Regions from separate parts of the Mus musculus genome. Here all the other regions are linked to region 2. A link is a loop called in an ENCODE intact Hi-C map of the cell type or tissue named here. Cell type or tissue: heart. All regions are shown on one strand.

The links. Peaks named below come from ENCODE experiments on the same cell type or tissue, not always from the same donor. Only the 100,000 strongest peaks of a DNase experiment are listed, where the experiment ranks them.
Region 1: a loop joins it to region 2, with 2.2 times the contacts of the local background. A loop is called at or near these places in 5 of 42 quality-filtered maps.
Region 3: a loop joins it to region 2, with 1.8 times the contacts of the local background. A loop is called at or near these places in 5 of 42 quality-filtered maps.

The regions. Positions count from the first base shown.
Region 1 is chr3:135,450,878-135,453,377 of GRCm38, reverse strand. All of the region lies in intron 1 of Ube2d3 (ubiquitin-conjugating enzyme E2D 3), which reads right to left. Among named protein-coding and RNA genes, the nearest start is that of Ube2d3, 13 kb to the right of the region's middle. In heart, a CTCF peak has its summit at 1,443 (motif pointing left); no DNase peak of the experiment used is centred here.
Region 2 is chr3:135,580,547-135,583,046 of GRCm38, reverse strand. No RefSeq gene overlaps it. Among named protein-coding and RNA genes, the nearest start is that of Gm46827, 27 kb to the left of the region's middle. In heart, a CTCF peak has its summit at 1,019 (motif pointing right); DNase peaks (open chromatin) are centred at 1,056, 1,386 and 2,416; H3K27ac peaks cover 1,055 bases.
Region 3 is chr3:135,459,242-135,461,741 of GRCm38, reverse strand. It overlaps Ube2d3 (ubiquitin-conjugating enzyme E2D 3), which reads right to left. Exons shown (of 7, transcript NM_001356597.1): 5 at 1,662-1,767. Among named protein-coding and RNA genes, the nearest start is that of Ube2d3, 21 kb to the right of the region's middle. In heart, a CTCF peak has its summit at 1,454 (motif pointing right); no DNase peak of the experiment used is centred here.

The DNA.
Region 1 (2,500 bases), 130 kb after region 2:
GAAGGAATGTGTTAAAAGCCTCCATGTAAATGATGAACTTGAAACATACCTCATACTGAAAATGTATCCTTAACAGTTTTATTTCTCACATAACCAAGCTATTATGATTACAGAACAACACACTATACAGAATGCATACATGTATGCCATTCTACTCAGTGTTCTAGAAATCCAGAGACTTTCTGTTTAGCTTAAGTACTCAATTCAGTACTAATATTCATTTTGTATATTTTAGATACGACTTATTGTATATGATATGATGTACATGAATAAAAAAACTCCTAGATTTCAAGTATGGATACTCTATACATGCCCTACTGTTAAACACTTTAAACCCAAGACCATATATAGTTTTTCATCCCCTTGCCCCCACTTGGGAGGCAGAGGCAGGTGGATTTCTGAGTTTGAGGTCACCACACCCGCTCAGAATTCTTTAACATATGATTAACTCTAAGACTAGCAAGCCTCATTTCCTAATCCTTTTCACACAAGCATTCCACCCCTTAAAGGACACAAAGTTCAATGATACAGAGGTTCAGACGTGAGCCTTATTAGTGTGAAACTTATTCTCCAACCTCTGTGAATGAAAATAACACTTGCTGTTTCTGCTGGCTGTATGGTATGCACCAACCAGGCTTGCTACAGCAATAGCCTATGGACTAAGAAATAAGAAATGTGATGTAATTAGAAATGTGATAAGGCTTATGAGTCAACACTTATGGAAGGCATGATGGTACAATAATTTTAATCTCTTTTTCATAATACTAGTAGTTCTATTATTTCTCTTTAACTGTTGAGATTTTTATGCTTATGTGAAAGAATGGCTGATATGTCAAACATATCAGCAAATACAAATAGTATAATGCCAGACTGTACTAGATGGAATGAAAACAAGGCTGCTGCTTTTTCTCTTGTAACCCTGGAGACAGAACCCACAACTGCTTCACATACCCAAGGCAAGCTCTTTAGCAGCTTACCATGAGCTATATTCTCATCCCAAACACAAAACTGACCATTCAAGAGTATGAAAAAAAAATCTCATTTTATTTCTGTGCATGTATGTGTATCTGCATGAATTGACCTTGGCTTCTACAGAAGCCAGAGGGCAACAGATTCTCTGGAATGGCAGTTATAGGCTGTTGTGAGGCATCTGATATAGGCCTGGGAATGGATTCTAGGCCTTGTGTAAGTGCTCTTAACACCAGAGTCATCTCTAGTCACCAACAATATCCTTTGAAATGAAGGAATTTCAGAAGCACTTTTAAACTGTTGTGGTATCAAAAGTATAAAAAGGCTGGAGAGATGGCTCGGTGGTTAAGAGCACCGACTGCTCTTCCGAAGGTCCTGAGTTCAAATCCCAGCGACCACATGGTGGCTCACAACCATCCGTAATGAGATCTGACGCCCTCTTCTGGTGCATCTGAAGACAGCTACAGTGTACTTAGATATATAATAATAAATAAATTCAAAAAAAATTTTAAAAAAAGCATATACTAAGCAATGCAGCATGAAACATGCTTTTCCCATCCTAATGCTGAGTACAATACAGAGTATCCCACCAAAGTCCATAAGCAATGTTGTTTATTACCTCAGTTTCAAAAGCTTACATGCAAAGTGACAAAGTTCCATTCAGACAAGGATTTGTGTTCTTTAAACTGTTTTTCAGTCTATTCGAAATCTTTAAAACTGCCACTCAACTGGTACAGAAAAATATTCAGTTTTGGAAACTTTTAGTAAACTGAAATCATTTATGTGCACATATGTTTGTACACAGGCATGCGTTTGTGAGCTACCATGTAAATGCTGTGAAACAAAAAATTCTCCTGCAAAAGCAGTGTTCTTAACCATTGAGTGTACCATCCAGCCCCACGGTGGTAACTGTTCTTATATTGTGCTTTGGAAAAGCAACAACAAAAGCCTTTCTTTCCTGTGTTACCCAGATTGGTCTCCTGTGTTTAACTAATCCTCCACCTCAGCATCCTGAAAAGTGACTACAGTTGCGACCCCAATTAAAAATTAGGTTTTAAATATAGCTTTTAAATGCCACTAAAATGACTCTAGTTGTTTTTTTTTTTTTTTTCCTTTGTAGCCCTGGCTGTCCTGGAACTCACTCTGTAGACCAGGTTGGCCTCAAACTCAGAAATCCTCCTGCATCTGCCTCCCAAGTTCTGGGATTAAAGATGTGTGCCACCAGGCCTGGCTTATTTAATATTAAGCAATAGTTGGTTGTGGTGGAAAACATGTGATCTCAGTAGTAAGGTTAAAGTAGGAATATCACTGGAAGTTGAAAGCAAGCAAGACTGCATCAAGACCTGGTTCATAAATGAATGGATCAATTCAACAATGAACTCATGTGGAAAGTAAGGATAACGCTAAAAAGATTTTTGATGTAAAAAAATAAAGCATGAAGTCAGAATTAAATAAATCTGGTTAGCATCTGGGTGAAACAGGCAGGTAGGTAGATCCCACCCAGTTGAGTTATCAGGATATGAAAATCTTA
Region 2 (2,500 bases):
CCCTTTCTACCAAAAATTCCATATGTATGAAAATTTAAACCATACGAATTTTAGACATACCACCAATCTTAGACAAACACCCTTGACATCGAGAAGGCCCTAATCGAGACTTCATTCTGTGATGTAAAAGCAGAGCAGATTCTACCTCTTAGAATGCATCACAAATGAACAGAAACTGGTTAAACAGCAAATTCTGTTTTCCATTACAGTACCCTCTCTCCACCCTAACACACCCTTATTCTGCGTTGGAAACTTTAAGACAAAACTGTCTTGCTTTGGTGTTTCGTAATACTTCCTGGGACAGCCATGCCACCATGCCCCAGCCAGGACTTTCTATGGCTGTTAGCTGTGCGTCTTAAAACATGGTGCTGAAGCCCTTCCCACAGAGAGACACCATTGTTTCCTGGGTTTAGGCTCCTGAGTCCAGGCCACCTGTGGCAAGGCAGGAACGATGCTGAGTGACTTCCGAAACTAGGTCCGAATTTCTGCCAACCTTCCCGGAACTACCTTCTCCTGGAACTCAGTCACCCTGTTCAGAGGGTGCCAAGCAGCCATGAAGAGAAGGCCAGTACAGGTGTTCAGCCAACAGCCTTAACCGAGGTCCTAGCCAAAGCTTGCCAAGCCGACGGCTGCCAGGTGACCCTGCCTAGCCTTTGGGCTGTCTCAGCAGATGCTGACCATAATAGACATGGGCTGTTCTGCTGTTCTCCTCAAATGACAGATTTGAAAGCAAATTAAATACTAGTGGGGGTTTTAAGCCCTGGGTGTAGAGTGGACACCACCATTCTCCAGGCATTTGAAAAGACAGCTTGCCTACCATAAGTTCAGCAGAAAAGATACTGACTGGAGGGACACCAACCAGGCTGCCCGTACCAATATGTAAAATAGCATTTCTCTTCTTTAATAAACAATCCTGGCTCTCTTTTGTTCCAGAAACTTCCCCTTCTTACCAGGTCTCTACGCTAATCCACATGAAGGCAGCCAGAACTGCCTGCCTCTCAATGGAAGGAGAGTCCACCTTCACGCCAGTAGATGGAGATAAACACCAGAGGCAGTACAGGCGGTTGGTCGGTTGGTCGGGTGGGAAGCTACAATGAGCCTGAAAGAAGCTTGCCCTGAAAGCTTTCCTCACAGCAGGCCGCCACTCAAAAATAGCTTCCTCAGAACTTCAGTCAGCTTTTGAGGTTTCTGTACTCTGCAGGCATAACCCAAACCTTTTCAGGATCTGCAGGCCTTTCTTCTTGGGGGTGTGGGGGGAGGGGGAGGAATCCCTGCTGTTGTTCATTTACCCACCTGGGTCCCCTGGGGCAACTCTCTGCGACACAGCAGACACAGCAGTCACCAGTACAGAGTACAGCCCCCAAAGCCTGTTAAGTCTTGGCTAAGAACGCAGAGGGGCAGAAGCCAGCCAGAATGGGCGTCTTTACACGCCAGCCCCTTTCAGTTTCCAACACAGACAAAGAGCTCAGATTTGACCCATTCCCAGAGTCAAACACAGGTCAGCCCCACTCCAAAGACTGTCTTTGAGGATGCTTTCAAAGTCTTTGATGAACAACCGGCTTGTTTTTTTATACCAGCTCTGTGCAAAGATGGAGTCATAATGTGTCAACCCATATGCAGTGTGGTCCCAGAATACCACTAAAAGGACGTATTGCTTGGTAAAGCTGGGCTTGTGGCACATGTCTGTAATGCCAGTGCTCTGGAGGCTGAGGCAGGGGGATCACCATATGTTTGATGCCAACCTGGACTACATAGGGAGGAGACCCTGTCTCCTAAGTAAACGATGGTGGTGATGATGATGATGACAATGATAACGACAACGATGACAATGATAATGTTGAAGATCCCCTTTCCTTTCCCAAAGCAACAGTGTACAACTTAAGTGACAGTATGACTTGAATGAGAAGCATCATGGCATGGGTGGCTTTGTTCTGCAGTGCGCGCGCGCGCACACACACACACACACACACACACCTCTATCTCCCGACCACATGCAAATGTCCCTTATGCATTTCCAATACATTTCTTTCTGTGATCTGGGAACAACCACCTTACATATTAAACAAGCAAATATCTTTAAAAACAGGAGTGCTTCCACTTAAAAAATACTTCCCAATCGTTATTTCCATAACACTCTGAGGTAAATGGGGGGGGAAGGGTTACACCTCCTGCCATAGTCCACAAGACCGTGTGCTGGTGTCTGGCCCTCCCTGGAGAGAGAGGCTGGACTCTCTGTAGAGAGAGAGACTCAGTCATGAGTCTTTACAGCTCAGGCCTCAGCTTCGGTCTGTAACCTCTCACAGGTGCAAGGCGGCCCTGACGGAACAAATCACACGGATGTGCCAGAAGCAACAGCTTGCCAGTCAGGGGCATTGAAGGACATTACTCACAGCTGGCCAAACAGCTGGAAGACAGCACCCGTGAAACCATTTCCTCTAAGAACGCTAAAACCAGACAGAACCGCCCCCAGACAGGGCAGGAGGGGCCTTGAGAGTACATG
Region 3 (2,500 bases), 120 kb after region 2:
GGTAAAAAGCTAACAATTATTCCAAGTTTTAAAAATGTTACACTTCAGGATTGAGCCTGAAAATAATAGTTAACACAAATACCCCTAAGATTATAATTACTAGCATTAAAAACATGACTAATATAAAAACATTAATTACCCAAGCCTATAAATTACTAAAAGGCAATCTCATCCTTAAAATGTTTTGCGTACAATTGAATTTGCAGAGTAGAATGTCAAAAAAAGACTTGTCATTCAGAATCCAAAAGAGGACAGGAGGAACTTTCCATCTGGGGTATACCTGGAGATCTAGAATGTGTTAGACTTAACAGTACAAGATCAGTCTTTACGTAACAATCTTTCCCCAAATTCCCTAAGTATTCCACATTTTATTAGACACAGAATGATTATCATAGTTAAGTAATACCCAACTAAAGACAGGTTCAAAATCAGATACAGAAAATCTACACAGATGCTTATTAGAGTAGAAAGCTGTAAATGCTGTAAACCATGCCTGGCTATATTTTCCTATTCTCACCAAAAAGATGGCCCAACAGTTATAGGCACATACTATTTGTATAGAGGACAGTTTTAGTTTCCCAACTCCCACTCTTGGTGCCCCCTCACAACTGTCCTTTAACTACAGCTCCTGGTGATCTAGCATTCTCTTCTGGACTCCAAAACATCTGCATTCACGCGCACATTACCACCCACAAACAGTTTAGCACCAAAATAAGTTTATTAAAATTAATTTGGAGGCTGAAGCAATAGTTCAGTAGGTAAGAGCTCAGGCTAAACAAAAAGACCTGAGTTCAAATCCCCGCCGCCCATGAAAAGCTGTGCGTGCTTGAACCCTAGCATTGGTGGTAAAGTCAGGCAGACACTGAGAGTTACTAAGAACTTCTGGTTTAATGACAGAACCTAGCCAAGTGAAATAAAAGTATACAAGAGGAGTTTAATGACAGAACCTAGCCAAGTGAAATAAAAGTATACAAGAGGAAGATACCTCTGGCTTCTGATATATTACACTAAAAATAAACTGCCATTATGTGAAAAAAAAACTCACTAGGAAAATGCCCTACCAACATATTTTTAACTTTAGACAAAAATCCCTTTAAAATTTATTTTCCCTGATGAAGTATCAACCCAAAACACCCAAACCCACTAACTTTTTTTTCCTTTTTAAAAGATCTCAGTCTAGCCTCAGACTCACTCAGATTAACCAAGGACGATCTTGACTTCAGATCCTCCCGCCCCTATTCCCAAAAGTGCCATTGTTTAGGCATGTGCCACACCTGATTTATAGAACACTGGGGGTGGGGTGGGGGGTGAGTGGGAGAAGATTGAACAGTGAGCTTTGTGCATGCTAGGCAAGCATGTTATACTGAGATACATCCCCAATCTTGCAAGCAACTTTTTTTTTTTAAAAGATTTATTTATTTATTATATGTAAGTACACTGTAGCTGTAGTCAGACGCACCAGAAGAGGGCATCAGATCTCTGTTACAGGTGGTTGTGAGCCACCATGTGGTTGCTGGGATTTGAACTTCGGACCTTTGGAAGAGCAGTCGGGTGCTTACCCCCTGAGCCATCTCACCAGCCCGCAAGCAACTTTTAATTAAAATGTTGGCATAATAAAGTCACAGTAGCTGAAAACTATTATATTGAAATTATCATTTTACCTTTAGAAATAGTTAAAGCAGGAGACCACTGTGATCTTAGAATATCAAGACAAATGCTGCCATTACTGTTAATATTTGGATGATAAATTCTTGTTGTAAATGCAACCTAAAAAAAACAAATCACATGACACAACCTTTAGATGGCTTTTGCAAATGAAAATAAGTATACTTTAAAAAGCAAGGCTTAAAATACTAAGTCTCACCAGTGATCATAGTAATGAGAGAATATAAGGAGACAGGAAAATGTGATCAAAGCACGCATAACCATATAAGGAAATATTTATATATGGGAAATTTCAACAAAATCAATTTTAGGTAATAAAAGCTAGTTTTAAAAAGTTAACATCAGCCTCAGCACGGAAAAAGTAATTAACTTCGCTTTGAAGGTTAACTCTAGTAGTATAGCTTAACTATCAGAAGGCAGGCAATCTGTGAAAGGGAACTTAGGACCCTCAATGTAGGATACAGGCATATATTCAAATTCTATTCCCACTGCTGACACAACAAACTGAGTATAAGCTTTATACCCAAAGGAACTTGACTTTCTTACTACACTGTACTTTTAACATGACTAAAGAGGGTTAGAAAAACACCATAATTTAATACACATTATTTTCTAGTCATTCACATACCATGAATTTGAACTAATAGTTCTGAGAGAAAAAAAAAATCAAGGACTATACGCTCTGAACTCATTACTCTGCTTTAGCCTACAGAATACCAGGATTAAAGGTGTTGTTATAGATCCAGCAACTTAACCTTTAACACTATAGTCACCTAAGTGCATTAAAAGCAACTAGAACATAAGGCAAGTTGACTCTACAGCTTACTTACTAGAC